2 separate regions of the Homo sapiens genome follow, and region 2 is linked to region 1. The links are chromatin contacts, found by Hi-C or POLR2A ChIA-PET in ENCODE. All regions are on one chromosome and are shown on one strand. Each heading gives the region's core, a stretch centred on a gene start or an enhancer-like site at or near the end of the contact. The rest is flanking DNA. Distances are from core to core; before and after follow the strand shown. Region 1 overlaps KLF9-DT (KLF9 divergent transcript). Region 2 overlaps TRPM3 (transient receptor potential cation channel subfamily M member 3).

Region 1 (7,886 bases), core at 2,439-4,938:
ATTCATGTATTCACTCATCCATTCAGCAAATGTTTATGAGATTGCAATTGCAATATACAATTGCACACTCACCAGACTATTTCTGTGACCTACATTTGAGACTAGAGACTTCAGAGTCATCTTTAACTTTTCTCTTTCCATTGGTTGTATCTACTCTCACCCCATTGTGTCTGCCTAACTGATCCTTCCTGCTATATTTAACCCATTCTATGGCCCTTTTACTCCATTAGCAAGTCTTGTCTCTTTCCCATTTTCGCTTTGAGGGGAAAAAGCACAAACCATTTTTCCTCTGCTCTCACACCACAACAGTCAACACAGAAGACATCTGTGACCAGATGTGTGGAAGTTTTCCCCCCTACACCAGGCAAGCAATCAGTTCTGCAGTGGCCACCAGCTGGGTGTCCTCTAATTCAATTCAATTCTGACACTGTCTACCTGGAGATAGTGTCAGATCCCACAGGTTGAGGGCCCAGTCTCCAAGACTGCCCCCACACTCTGTTCCTGATGCCAACCACAAGCTCCAGGTTGTTTTCCCTGTGCTTCTGACTGACTGGCTACAAATCTGGGTGCCCACAATTCCCTCCCTGGGTTTGATTGATTTGCTAGAGTGGCTCACAGAACTCAGGGAAACACTTTACTTACATTTACTGCTTTATTATATTACAAAGGATACCAATGAAGAGATGCATAGGGTGTGGGGCGAGAGGGGTGTGGAGCTTCTTTGCCCTCCTTGGGCATGTCACCCTCCAGGAACCTCCAGGTGTTCTGCTATCCAGAAGCTCTCCAAACCCTGTCCTTTTGGGTTTTTATGGAAGCTTTATTAAGTAGGCTTGATTGACTAAATCATTGGCCATTGGTGATCAACTTACCTTCAGTCCCTCTCTCTTCCCTAGAGGTGGGGGAGGCTGGAGCTGAAAGTCCCAACCCTCTAATCATACCTTGTTTTTTCCAGTGACTAGCCCCCATTCTGCAAATACTTAGGGGCTGCCAACCATCAGTCAGCTCACTAGAATATGAAAAGGTGTCACTTTGGAGATTCTAAGGATTTTAGAAGTTGTATGCTAGGCAATGGGGTCAAATAACAAATATTTCACAGTATTACAGGCTTCCTCTATCATTTCCACTTTCAGGTCATCTTTAGCTTTTACCTAGTTCAAATTTTCCTTAGCTCATATCTAGAGCATTCCACTTCCAATATGTTGGCATATGCTCCAGTCACAATAAATCTCTCACCTGTCTTCCAGCGCTCTGTTGTGTTTTCATGCCATTGTGATTCTTGTTGGTCATGCTATACTACTTTTCCTGAAATCTCTTCCCTGCTCCCTCTTTTCTGCTTCTTGAAATTCCACTCATTCTTCAAGGCCAACATATTTGAGCTCAAATATCACCTCTTCTGAGAAGCCCCTCCAAGCTTTCTTTCAACCCTTCTTTCCAGTTATTGCAAATTTGAATGTACATTAAAAGTACACTCTGTAATCTAGAGGACTCTGTTTATATAATCTGTTAATGGTGCTTTGAAAAGTTTGATTCGTATGGTAACATATGTGTTTCTACCAGATTGGGAATTTGTTGAGGGCAGGAACTGTCTATTCATTTATTTCTTCATTCATGCTATTTGCAGGCACTAAGCTAGGGACCAGGGCTCTCACTGTCTGGCTGGGAGATAAACAGGTGAACTTACCAGTATTGCGTAGAAGGACAATTGCTGTGATAGAGGACAAATGCAACGCTTGATGTGTTGTTGTATTAGTCTGTTCTTGCATTGCTCTAAATAACTACCTGAGACTGGATAATTTATAAAGAAAAGAAGTTTAATTTGCTCTCGATTCTGCAGGCTATACAGGAAGCATGGCTGGGGAGGCCCCAGGAAACTTACAATCACGGCAGAAGGCTGAGGGGAAGCAGTCACGTCTTACATGGCTGGAGAAGGAGGAAGACAGAGAAGGGGGAGGTGCTATACACTTTTTGTTTTTTTGAGATGAAGTCCCACTCTGTCACCCAGGCTGGAGTGCAGTGGTGTGATCTCAGCTCACTGCAGCCTCCACCTCCCAGCTTCAAGCGATTCTCCTGCCTCAGCCTCCCTAGTAGCTGAGACTACAGGCATGCACCACCACGCCCTGCTAATTTTTGTATTTTTAGTAGAGATGGGGTTTCACCACGTTGGCCAGGCTGGTCTCGAACTCCTGACTTCAAGTGATCCACTCACCTTGGCCTCCCAAACTGCTGGAATTACAGGCATGAGCTACCATGCCTGGCCAGTGCCACATACTTTTAAACAACCAGATCTCATGAGAACTCACTGACTTTCAAGAAAGCAGGAAAGGGAAATTCTGCCACCATGATCCAATCACCTCCCACCAGGCCCTTCCTCCAACATTGGTGATTACAATTTGACATGAGATTTGGTCAGGGACACAAATCCAAACCATATCATTGGTCAGGAAAGGAAAGTTCATTGTGGTAGGCTGGAGAATGCTTCATAGAGGCAGAGTTGTGAAGGCAATGTATCCTTTAGTTGTGACTTGAAGGATATACTGTCTTATTTTATTAAATCTAAGCACATTGTTTTTTACATCCTGAATCCAGGATATAATTTTTGATCAATGTATACATTTAATGTGGCAATATTTCTGTCTTCCCAAATCTGGTATTATTTTGGTGGTGTTTCTTATAGTCGCTGACATCTTAGTATTAAAAAGATATAGTAGACTTAGAGTCTGTGGTTGCACAAAATTAGACACCAACGTGATTTTTTAAAAACGTGAAGGTGGGGAAGGGGTTCATTACTTCCCTATTGCTGCTATAATAAAACACCAGAAACAGTGAATTAAAATAACACATATTTATTCTCTTACAATTCTGAAAGTCGGAAATCCAAAATGAGTTTGAAGGAACTAAAATCAAGATATCTGTGGTTCCAGTTACTTTTGGAGACTCTAGGAGAGGAATGCATTCCTTGTCTTTTCCAGCTTCTGGAGGGCTCCTGTATTCCTTGGCTTGTGGCCACATCCTCCATCTTTACATTGTATTACTTCAATCTCTGCTTCTCTTGTCACATAGTCTACTTTCTGAATCTGATTCCTCCTGCCTCACTTTTACAAGTCTCTTGTGATTACACTGGACCCATCTGGAGAATCCAGGATCATCTACCCATCTCCAGATTCTTAATCACATTGGCACAATCCCTTTTGCCATATAAGGTAACATTCACAGATTTTTGAGGATTAGGACATGGACATCTTTGGGGGCCATTATTCAGCCTACTAAAGAGAAAATTTATTTTAAAGATACTGATATGGCTTTAGACATCAAAGGTGAGATGATAGCCATGTTCCAGGAAGAGCCTAGAAACTTCGTTTTATGTATCTGCCCCGTCTCTGTGTCTTTATTAATTTCTGTATTTTTTGGCAGACTGACTTCTTCTGCAAGTCAGCCAGTATGTAGAAACATGATTGCTGACAATTCCTGAGACTATAAGTTATGGTTTCAATACCCGGAATTGCTCAGCTCTCTCAACTCTATTCCAGATCCTCAAAGAAAAAACTCTGATTGGTGTTCTTGGGTCAATGCCTCCTTCTCTAAGGGTGTAGCCAAAGGTATAGAGCTCTTCCATATTGCACAAAATGACTGCCAGCAAGGAGGCATTTCAAGTCATGCTCATACACTGAAAAATAGTCCTCTATGAAATATGACTAATTGTTCACCAGGAAATTGAGTAAGAGGCTGACATTTCACACAGAAGGTACTAGCACTTAGTCAAGTGTTTTTCAAATTGTGGATATCCAAGAAATATTTCCTGAATTGAGTTGTGAAATTTCTCCAAAGTGTCTTTTAATCTATAAGGTTTTATCACCTGGAGCCTGGAATCCTGCAATTAGTCTCACTGTACCTACCCTCTCCCTTGCCATGCCATAATGTTACAGCCCACATTTTGGACCAGAATTTTTCAGTCGCTTTCTTTTCATCACAGAATAACGTTCAAACCATTGATGTATAAAATGATGGGGCTGGGTGCGGTGGCTCAGGTCTGTAATCCAGCACTTTGGGAGGCCGAGGCGGGCAGATCACTTGAGGTCAGGAGTTCAAGACTAGCCTGGCCAACATGGTGAAATCTCAACTCTACTAAAAATACAAAAATTAGCCAGGCCTTGTGGTGTGTGCCTGTAGTCTCAGCTACTAGGGAGGCTGAGGCAGGAGAATTGCTTGAACCTGGGAGGCAGAGGTTGCAGTGAGCCGAGATTATGCCACTGCACTCCAGCCTGGGCAAAAAAGTGAGACCCTGTCTCAAAATAATAAAATAAAACAAAATAAAATAATGAACCCCATTTTTTCCCATCTGGGACATGGGAATATTAATGGCAATCTCATAAATGTGTTGAGATTAAATGAATATAAGGGATTGCCATACTTTCCGGCAAATCTCCAATGTGAATCCTCCGCTCTGGTTAGGTTGGTTTCCAACTGGAGCCCAGGCATTTGTCTCAATTATTCTTTCTTTTCTTTTTTTTTTTGACGTGGAGTTTTGCTCTTGTTGCCCAGGCAGGAGTGTGATGGTGCGATCTTGGCTCACCGTAACCTCCACCTCCTGGGTTCAAGCAATTCTCCTGCATCAGCCTCCCGAGTAGCTGGGATTATAGGCATGCACCACCATGCCTGGCTAATTTTGTACTTTTAGTAGAGACTAAAATACTCTCTACTGGTCAGGCTGGTCTCGAACTCCCGACCTCAGGTGATCCACCTGCCTTGGCCTTCCAAAGTGCTGGGATTACAGGTGTGAGCCACCGCGCCTGGCCTGCCTCAATTATTCTTGCGGCTACACCTTTGTTTTTGCCTGGGACTCCAGGCTTGGAAATGCCAGACTCTACCTCCTGGCTTCTTTAGTCTTGCCCGATTCCTTCAGGTCCTTCTAGGCTACAAATGTTCATTCTTTCCTTTTATTCTAAGAAGATTTTGAGTCTGTTCTACACAGAGTCTCAGAGCAGATTTTTTAGTCCAATTTCCAACCCAAATGTGGGAAACCATCCATACGCTGCCTTTCTGGTGGCTATTTTGCTTCTACTTGAATAGTTTTAGTGTTGATGAGCTAAACTTAGGCTGCTTGTCCCCATTTTTTCAACAGCTCTAATTAAATAACTAAAACATGTAATTATCTTTTTAGTCATGACTGTCTTGCTTTTTTAATAAAATTTTCAGTTCTTCTAGAGGAACAAAGTAGCTGCTCAAAAGGCATTGATTATATTTATGCCTAAAATTATAATTTCCCAACATTAATAGTTAAACCATTGCTACCATTTTTATTTTCTTTTATTCCAGCTTTACCATACCTTGGAGAAGATGACCTGCCATTATAAGGCTTATGATTATTGTCACAATACCTACAACAGGTTTCTGAGGAGAAAGAAAGCAAAGAAAATCCTCCTGGTTCATGTCTAGTGATACTTGCATTAATTTTACTTAGGTCACTTTAGGTTGCCCTTACACAGCATTTGAATTTTTGTGAAAAAAAAGTTCTGTTGCAAAAATTTTATTCTCTTCTGTGATATTCTTTTGGACTTTTACTATTCATATGCAAATACATCCATAATCTATATGCCTGGTTTAATTTTTACAAAAATTGATATTAGAACATGCTATGGTCTGAATGTTGGTGTCACCTTAAAATTCACGTTCGAAACTAATAGTGTGATAGTATTAGGGATCTTTGGGAAGTGATTAAGTTATGAAGGCTTCACCATCACGACTGGGATTAGTGTCCTTTTAAAAGAGGCTCAAGGAAGCTCCCTTGCACCTTCCCCCATGTGAGGCTGCAGGAAGGTGCCATCTGTGAAGCAGAGAGCAAGCCCTTACCAGACACCGAGTCTGCTGGTGCCTTGATCTTGGCCTTCCCAGCCTCCAGAACTGTAAGCAATAAGTTTCTCTTTTTATAAATTAATCACCCAGCCTAAGGTATTTTGTTATAGCAGCCCAAATGGACTGAGACAGACCATATATGCTTCTCTGTACTTCTTTTTAAATAGACTTAAGAATATAGCAATGACATCTATGTCAATACACAAAATTTAATTATTTTTAATCATGTATCATAATCAGTTATTTTCTCCTGTTGACCAACACATATGTTGTTTCCAGTTGATTCTTGTATTCTGATTCCTTTACCTTAAAAGAAATTAAAATTGTAAAAGACCACTACATTTCCACTCACAAATTCACCCACTGTTATGGGCTGAATTTCATCCTCCCAGTACATGTAGGGGCCATCCAGGTAATGCTCTGAGTAAAGGGAACTTGAGAATGGTGGGGACTGTGGTATATTAGAGAGTACAGGCTCCTTCTAAAAGAGCACCCAAGATGCCATGATTCAGCTGATTATTGTCATATGAAAACATGGGTCTTATATTACCAGATCTTCAGGTTTTTTAAAAGAAGCTAGAAATCTGGAATTAGATGTGAAATCTGTCAATTATTTATTTATTTATTTATTTACTTTTGAGTCAGAGTCTCGACCTGTTGCCTAGGCAGGCTGGAGTGCAGTGGTGCCATCTTGGCTCATTGCAGCCTCGACCTCCTGGGTCCAAGCAATCCTCCCATCTCAGCCTCCAGAGTAGCTGGGACTACAGGCATGTGCCACCATACCCGGCTAATTTTTGTATTTTTAATAGAGATGGGGTTTCACCGTGTTGGCCAGGCTGGTCTCGAACTCCTTATCTCAAGGGATTTTCCCACCCTGGACTCCCAAAGTGCAGGGATTACAGGAGTAAGCCACTGTGCCCAGGCTCAATTTTTAAATGTTCCAAATTAAAAAAAAAAATTGCTGGCCAATAATACCCTTTTCCTACTGGTTAGATATGACCCACAGGCTACCAGTTTGCAACTTCTGCTCACCGGAACAAGTAATTTGTGGAGCCCTAGGCAATTATCTCTACTCCAAAAGTTCTTAGGATGAGGATGGTGAAGATTAGATGGCAGCAAATAAGTGCACAAAGAAGTCCAAGTCATGTTTTAAACTACTGAGTTTTTTTTTTTATTGCAAAACATTTGTTACAGAAATTTCAGAAAGTTTTTCCCGTGGTATCTGCCAACTTCTGCTCTGAATTGTATATCTAAACAATCAAACTCAAAGTGCATTGTGAATCCAATAATAGACCTTTAAAAAAGAACAATTCTTCTAAGGATTTATATATATTTATAGTGTCGATAGATATGCATACCGTGGTCCATCCATACACAAAGAAGGAAAAGATGTATATATATTCAGCAAACCCAATTTTAAAACCATTGTATTTGTAGGAATTCATTTAAAAATGATATCTGAATAATTTCCCCCATTATAAACTAGGGTTAGAACGTTTACAAATGAGAGTCTAGGTCCTATATTATGAAATGGCTATGAGTACAGTATACTGCACGTACTGTTTTTACACAGCGGTAGCAGCAATATAAACTCAGGTCAGACGCAGTAGTGACAGGAAGCAGGTAAGTCTTCATACCATGCTATGGTACTCTTCTTCTGAATCTCTCTCACAAAGACTCTGTGTTCAAGTTTAGAATTATGTGGCTAACAAATATACATGCATATATCATTCAGAACAAGAGTAACTCTGAATAAGGCGAGTTTCTTTTCCCCCCTCTCGGTTCTCAGTGTATTTTGTGTGTACACTCACCAAGTCACTATCAAGAATCTGATCCTGTTGGCTCTAAATCAGAGGTCCCAAACTATTGCCTTTGGGACTGAATGCTGCTGGCAGACATGTTTGTTTGGCTAGGACAGTGTTTGGAAAGCTGAATTTGAAGGTGTTTGTGGTGGGATGTGTATTCTGTCATGCCTTACTTACAAACCCTACTTCTGTTGACTTTCACCAGTCCAGTTCACACATTTGTGTTTTCTG
Region 2 (7,886 bases), core at 3,055-5,554, 82 kb after region 1:
GCTCAGGCGTGGACCTTAGGTTCTTAAACTAGGGCAGCACAGTGGATTTTTGCCTCACGAATGCCAGGCAGAATAAGTGTCTGTGAGAAGCAAAGGAAGAGGAAGACACATGTAACACCTGTAAATTGGTCAAACCAACATAAAAATAGCCCAGGCTTAAAGTGCTTCGCTTGTCAGTGCCCTGGGAGGGTCTTACCTGTTTTCATTTCACCACTTTCCTGTCCTAATCAAGTTAAGATAAGATATTCCTTCCTGGTGTCTGCTTCATTGAAACAACACAAGAAAAGACAACACAGTTTACAGAAAGGAAAGGGTCCGTGTGGCCTTTTGTGGACGGGTGTGGGGTTTAATCCCCAAGAGGCTCTGGCTCGTGGGGTTGAATCCTGATGTGACTGGCTGAATTGCTGGATGTCTGGGAAGAACTCCCTAGGGTTTGGTGACTGCTCCTGGAAGATTCAGTTGTGTCAAGGTGAGTGAAGTGCAGGGAAACTGGTGGCTCTTGCATAAGGGGCTGAGGAGCCTTGAGAGAAGACTCACTCACCTTAAGGGAAATGGCAGACTAGCTGGGCCTTCCTTACACAATGCCTCAAGTCAAGTGAGGTACTCACTGGCCTTAGGGGCCTCAGGGGCTGTGAGCAGGAACCAAGAGGGAGTTTATTAACTAAAATCTGCTGCACTCTTCAGAGTGGTGTAGCAAAGAATAGACACAGTGTGGGTGAAAGGATTGAGGCCTTGAGGGGTCTGGAGGTACTGCATGACTTTGTAGCTGGGAAGGCAGCTTAGAAGGTGGAGGAAGCTGCAGCCTTGCTGGGGGATATGCTGCTTTCTCTACTAATTCTCTTATGTTTTGGGACAGGGTCTCACTCTCGTCACCCAGGCTGGAGTGCAGTGGCATTGTGATCTCGGCTCATTGTAGCATTGACTTCCTGGGCTCAGGTAATTCTCCTACTTCAGCCTCCTGGGTAGCTGGGATAACAGGCACGTGCCACCACACCCAGCTAAGTTTTTGTATTTTTAGTGGAGACAGCATCTCACTTTGTTGGCCAGGCTGATCTCAAACTCCTGGGCTCAAGAGATCCTCCTATCTATCTTGGCCTCCCAAAATGCTGGGATTATAGGCATGAGCCACCATGCTCAGCTGAATGGATTCTTCTTTTTTTTTGGAGACTGAGTCTCACTCTATTGCCCAGGCTGGAGTGCAGTGGTGCGATCTCGGCTTTCTGCAAACCTCTTCCTGGGTTCAAGCGATTCTCGTGCCTCAGCCTCCGGAGTAGCTGGGATTACAGGCACCCATTACCACGTCTGGCTAATTTTTGTATTTTTAGTAGAGACTGAGGTTTCATCATGTTGGCCAGGCTGGTCTTGAATTCCTGACCTCAAGTGATCTGCCCGCCTCGGCCTCCTAAAGTGCTGGGATTACAGGTGTGAGCCACTGCGCCTCGCCTAAATAGAGTCTTAATATGACTCCAAGGTATCTCTGAGACCCCATCACACTGACACATTTGCAGACACAACTGTTGCACAAAAGTCCCTCATCTCTTAAAGGGTGAAGTATGTCGGAGTTAAATAAGATCACTTATGAGAGCTGGATATCTGGGCTCACTCTCTACATGCATGGTTTGTGCTGGCACACCCCCACCCCCACCCCCAGGGGCCTATCATTTCAACCTATGCCTAAGTTCCTACCCCTCCCCATCTTCAGGAGCATTGGCAAATCATGAAAACTTCTCATGAAGGAGTTTACTTAAAATTGTGTAGGACGCTGTTTAAAAATCAGTTCAAAATGGAACTTGGTTCATATGGTTTCCGTTTACCATTATTATACACTGGCATTAATTCTGTAGTCCTGTGAGTACAGACTGCAAAAAACAAAAAAAGGACTTTAGTGGTTAAAACTCTAAAATATACTCTCAGCCTCCTTCTGACTTGAACTCTTTCCCTCTCCTTGTTGCTTCCTTCTCTTAGTTGGGTCAAATTCCATCACTTGTAGGTGAAATGAATATTGTTAACTGCCCTGGTTTTATCATTTTGCCCAAATGATTGCAAAACATTCCAAAGCATTATCTTCTCTTGTCATATGTAGGCCTAGTGACATGCACATTCTTCCAGAACCTCTGCATTTTAATACTTAAGTAACTCCTTAAACCTATTTTAATGCTTAAGTAACTCCTTGAACCTACATCTGTCCTCTGAATACAAGTCTAATGTGTTCAGTGGAAGGAAGGTAGGCATAGATATCAGTGAAGCTTGGATTTAAATCTCAGCTCACATACTTCCTAGCTGTATCACCTTTTGTAATGTTAACCTGCCTGGGCCTCCATTCTGTAACATGGGATCACTTCCACTTTCCTTATAGGGCCTTTATAATGACTGGGGATCTATATATCTATCTATCTGTCTGTCTGTATCTCCCAACACACTGTAGAGGCCCAATAAATGCTGGCTGATATTATTCTGTTATTCTTTTTGTCTCCTCTTCCCTTAGTCCTTACTTCCCTTTGATCCCCAATTAACTGTTCACACCTCTCTTCTTTTTTTTTAAATTGCCCTCATTATTGGTTATGTTTCCTCCACTTTCATCATTTTTAGCCCCTGCCTGTTTTTTACATCACAGTTATTCTATAATGAACTTTTCCCATAGTCAAGCTATAATATAATATTTTGGGACAACTCTCAAAATACAGACTTCTGAAAATAGGGTCTTATGTTTAGATGGCATAACAGAGGACTGGCTGCTGTCCTGGAAGCAGCCTATCATAGAACTCACCAACATTCATGCAGCCTTGCTGTAGATTATCTTGACATGACATGCTTTAATTGTGTGTGTGTGTGTGTGTGTGTATATATATATATATATGTATACTCTGTAAGGTTTAGCAACCTGTATGTAGAATTTCCAAGCTTTTGAACCTGTGAGTCTTATTTAAGTAAGTCAGTAGGAGAACTCTAAGAATTTGTATTTTATTAACATATATTCTTTCTATGCATTTTCCATTAACTAAGATTCATGCTTCTTAAACTAACTATCAAACACAAGCACTAAAGCCTGACACAGTTTGCTATGGATCCCTGGTGGGGCTTTGCTCTTCCTCACTTCTTCCTGGGCCTTTTTCTACTACCTCTGGAGAGCAGAGGGGCACATGGTCTTGTAGAGGATAGAGTTGGTCACTACTAGAGAAACTCAGAGCACACACTGTGTCCTCTGACCTGCAGCCACTTCACACCTTGAATTTGAATCCTCTCCAGATGGATACCTGAAATAGGCTCTCAAAACAAGCAGGGTCTAGGAGCCAGTTGGACCCCTGCCTCCTTTCTTCTTGGACCAGAAGAGGACCCAATCTGCTCCTAGAGAAACTTGCTACGATGCAGAAGTGAGGTTATATGGAAATGAAGTGTGTCCTACCTTTCAGAAACTTGGGAGAGTAGGAGAGACCATTTTTGAAAATCTGGTGAGAAATACTCTTACAGAGAAAAACACAGCCCAAAGCACATGGGACCTTCAATCTGAAATTGAATTGTACTGTTAAGCATGTCTGGTGATTCAAAAGACTGGCATACCTTATTTCCAGTCACTTCCTCGAGGCCTGGGCTTTGTCAATATGTGAAGATGAATTTTGGAGAATCATGTAAACACAATTGAACAGATCTGGGGGATCCAGTCTGATGGGTTTGCTGAGGCCAATCCAGTCAGCCACGCAGAAGTGTGCTGGACACACAGGCCCCACCACCCCCCGCCAAAGAGGCAGCCTCCCAACAAGCTGCCAATGACATAAGCAAAGCAGCGTGTCTCAAGTGTCTCCAATCATAAGATTCGCCTGGGAAGCTGGTTAAACTAACACAGCCTCTTAGGCTCCTTCCTGAAGACTGGATTCCATGGGTCTATGATGGGGCTAGAAATTTGCATTTCTAACAAAACTCCCTTGTCATCATGGACGTTTTAGAGATATTGATACTATTATTTCTACTGATTTCTGCTCTCGGGAGTCTGTAAACTTTTTCTGCAAATGGCCAACTGGTTAACTTTTAAGGCTTTGTAGAACCGATAGTCTCTCTCTGTCTCTCACTACTCATCAACTTGATGTGGTAGCACAAAAGCAGTCAGTCAGCCTATTGCTAATGGTAAATGAGATTTAGCCTAAAGCTGCCTCCTTAAGTTCGGCCTGAAGTTTTCTCTGTACATTGTGAACTATAACAAATGAAGGTGTAACAAGACCAATCACCGAGTTTCGGTCAATCAAATGTAGCCAACTGCTCAAACTGTGTTCAAATAAGGCAAACGCTGAGCTGTAACCAATCCAGCTGTTTCTGTACCTCACTTCCGTTTTCTGTATGCCACTTCCCTTTTTCTGTCCATAAATCTTCCACCACGTGGCCCTGCCAGAGTCTCTGAGCCTACTCTGGCTTGGAAGACTGCCCAATTCACGAATCGTTCATTTGCTCAATTAAACTCCTTTAAATTTATTCGGCTCAAGTTTTTCTTTTAACAGAAATCAAGAGTCTGCCTGTGTTCCAATTATTTATGGACACTAAAATTTGAATATGTGTTTCAAGTATTCCTTTTCAAATTTTATTAAAAATGTAAAAACCATTCTCAGTTCGCAGGCCACAATCACAGGCCATGGGTTGAATTTGGCTCAAAAGCTGTAGTTTGCCAAGCCCTGTTCTAAGCTAACAGTTGGGGAATCATAATATAAAAGGAAGGACAGACCTGGGTGTGAAATAGCTGCAAAAATATTATCTCGGGCTGGGCGCAGTGGTTATTGCCTGTAATCCCAGCACTTTGGTAGGCTGAGGCAGGCCCATAGCTTGAGGCCAGCAGTTCAAGACCAGCCTGGCCAACGTGGCAAAACCCCATCTCTACTAAAAATACAAAAATTAATTAGCCAGGTGTGGTGGTGAACACCTGTAATCCCAGCTACTCGGGAGGCTGAGACATGAGACTCACTTGAATCCAGGAGATGGAGGTTGCAGTGAGCCAAGATTGTACCACTGCACTCCAGCCTAGGTGACAGAGTAAGAGTTTGTCTCCTAAATAAATAAATATTATCTTGATAAAATAGTTGTTAGGATTACAAAGAGTACTTAAATAATAGTACCTAGAACATTGCCTCAAACTTAGTAGGTGCTCAATAAAAGAAAGATATTATTTTTGTTGAGTGGATGTATGAACACAACACTGATTATCTATTGCTGGGCAACGTGAATAGCCTAGAAGAAACAATAGTCACAGTTACATTGTACTTATATGTCAAGGAACTGTTCTAAGTGCTTTACATGTTTTAACACATTTAATCTTGATTAAATCCTATAAAATCGGAACTACTATTATTGGCATCTTAAGAAAACTGTGGACAGAAGGGGAAATTAAGTTGTTTGAGGGCACATGGTAAGAGGTGCAGATGGGATTCCCACCCAGGCTGTCTGATTCCAAAGTCCATGCTTGTCACCACTAAGCTGTTTTCTGCAAGGTTAAAAATAATATAGAGCTGTATAAAATATATGAATAGAAACGATTTTTGCATGCCTCAGTTATTTTTGGGGGGAGAGAATTTTTCTCTTTTCCTAACATTGATAAATTTGAATTTTTACCTCACTGAAAACATCTAATATTTACATTTCGATAATATCCTATCTTTTCTCAAGACCACACTTTAAAGTGGTAGTTTCCGAATGGTGGCAATTTTATCCCACAAGGGAACATTTAGCAATGTCTGGAGACATTTTGATTGTCATACTTGGGGGATGAAGAGTTGCCACTGAGTAGAGGCCAGGGATGCTGTAAAACATGCTACCTGTTGGGGACAGCCCCCCACAATGAAGAATTATCCTGCCCTAAATGTCAATAGCACTGAAGTAGAGAAACCCAGCTTTAAAGTCAATGTTAAGTGTTAGCACACAGGACCACGTGAAAAGCACCTCATCTGGTCATTTGAGTCATTTTGGCCTCAGATTCAGATTATCCTGTTGCTGACTCAAATGACTGCTACGCAGCTGGTTGTGGAAAGGGCTAAAAATACAGATGCACTATCCTTCATCTGGCACAGTTCCACCGTGGCTGGAAAGAATTGGAGATGACCTGGGCCAAAAGCTCATCTTAAAAAAAAAAAAAATCACTGAACAGTAGAAGTAGAGAACCAATAATTGAACAATTTCTACCATATCAGGAGGTCGTCATTTCAGGGACAATCCACTCTTTTGTAGGCAGAAATATTTACAGGATGTGCAAACTAAACAATATTTGCCTTTGAGTAGTTTTTGCTGCTGTGGTTTGCATATTGTTAATTGTGTTGGAACAAGAAGGGTTGTTTGATGACACTAGCAGACTGTGAGTAGTTACACATGCACACACACGCATGCATACACACACTACCTTCTTTAGTGGTGTTACCTCCACACTCTCCTCACTCCTTACCCACCAAAAGTACCCCCAAATCCGGGACTGACATCTAAAATGGGCAACTGTGATCTAGCCCTTATCCATTCAAAACAAGGAAGTATTTCGGAAAAGAACATCTACTTTCCTGTTAGGCAAGACTCATACTCATCTCACCTCTATTACTGTTAGTTCTCACCTCCACCATTTCCTTTATTTTCTGAGAGGAGGCAAAATGTGGCCTGTGAAAGCTGCCTAACAAACGCCACAAATCTTGCAGAGCTATTGAAAAAGCAAGGTCACAGAACTTTCACTCCTGTGTGTGGCACTTACGACTTGCAGAGAAAACCACACAGATGCATGAGAAATGGACGTTGGCTCCTTGTGGCCATCCACTAGGAAGGAGAAAAGGAAATGTGCTTACTGTGTAGAACCAGAACTTCACGATGGGTGCATTGTAGAATTCATAGATTTTTCTGCCGAGGGGGATTAACCGGTGCTTGCTCTGAACTTCCTCTTCATCCTTCTTCCTGGAGGACTCCCCGTTGTTTCGTCCCAACATTGCCTATGTTGGAAGAGAATCGATACCATCATGACAGGGCTCTGGAGAGCATGTTGTTCAATGTGCTTACTTTACAGATGAGGAAAGGATGCTCATAGAACCTAAGAACCCAAGGCCCCAGAGATTTAGAGGTTGTACCTTCCCTAAGAGTGCATTTGCACTACACGTATAATCTGTGAATACCCTTTGCCTGAGATGGAAGGCCTTGGGTGTATTTCTTGACCATTCTCTTCTCTTCCACCCTGGGAATTCTAGAAGATGTGGGTTATAGATGATACCCAGAGTCCAGAGAGGAAGAAACAGTGTAGCCTGGGAAGGCCAGGCTTCAGGAATCTATTCTTCCTCCCCACCTGCTCTCTTTCTATATATCATGAAACAGGCTAGATCTGGGTTCAAATTCTGTCTCTTCAGATGATAATGACCCTTAAAGGTAAATTGGACCAGCATACCTAATTTATCCAAAGGTTGTGAATACTCAAGAGGTAAATTATCTGCTGTGCCTGCAATTAGTTAGGTTAGTGATATGGTTTGGCTCTGTGTCCCCACCCAAATCTCATCTTGAATTGTAATCCCCACATGTCAAGGGAGGGACCTGGTGAGAGGTGATTGATTGGATCATGGGGGCAGTTTCCCCCATGCTGTTCTCGTGATAGTGAGTTCTCATGAGAACTGATGGTTTTAAAGTGTGGCACTTCCTCGGTCTGTCACTCTCTCTCTCCTGCCACCATATAAGACATGCCTTGCTTCCCCTTTGCCTTCCACCATGATTGTGAGTTTCCCAAGGTCTCTTCAGCCATGCAGAACTGTGAGTCAATTAAACCTCTTTGGTTTATAAATTACCCAGTCTCAGGTGGTATCTTTATGGCCATGTGAAAACGGGACTAAAACAGTTAGCGACTTCTCCCTGACCCTTAGGCATGTGCCTTGGTTCCCTAATTTTAAACACTGTAA

Evidence for each region. Hi-C counts contacts between places; a loop is a spot of excess contacts on that map. ChIA-PET counts read pairs that join two places held with the same protein, here RNA polymerase II (POLR2A). Pooled maps may share reads with other maps.
Region 2: a loop to region 1 is called in a map with no recorded cell type, with 2.0 times the contacts of the local background. The contact joins two enhancer-like sites. A Hi-C loop is called at or near these places in 7 of 168 maps with a recorded cell type or tissue (A673, CD4-positive, alpha-beta T cell, CD8-positive, alpha-beta T cell and 4 more), 9 of 37 single-sample maps with no recorded cell type and 11 of 50 pooled maps. POLR2A ChIA-PET finds 5 or more read pairs at or near these places in 6 of 52 experiments (A549, AG04450, activated CD4-positive, alpha-beta T cell and 3 more).

The regions. Positions count from the first base shown.
Region 1 is chr9:70,522,068-70,529,953 of GRCh38, forward strand. All of the region lies in intron 3 of KLF9-DT (KLF9 divergent transcript), which reads left to right. TRPM3 (transient receptor potential cation channel subfamily M member 3) reads right to left here. Exons shown (of 26, transcript NM_001366145.2): 26 at 6,993-7,886. Among named protein-coding and RNA genes, the nearest start is that of KLF9, 110 kb to the left of the region's middle. Within about 2 kb of position 3,689, at least 2 of the 41 ENCODE cell types and tissues checked have a DNase peak (open chromatin) inside an H3K27ac peak, as active enhancers do.
Region 2 is chr9:70,603,812-70,611,697 of GRCh38, forward strand. TRPM3 (transient receptor potential cation channel subfamily M member 3) reads right to left here. Exons shown (of 26, transcript NM_001366145.2): 19 at 6,798-6,938. LOC107984011 (a long non-coding RNA gene) reads left to right here. Exons shown (of 3, transcript XR_007061572.1): 1 at 1-469; 2 at 857-936; 3 at 3,247-4,461. Among named protein-coding and RNA genes, the nearest start is that of KLF9, 190 kb to the left of the region's middle. Within about 2 kb of position 4,305, at least 8 of the 41 ENCODE cell types and tissues checked have a DNase peak (open chromatin) inside an H3K27ac peak, as active enhancers do.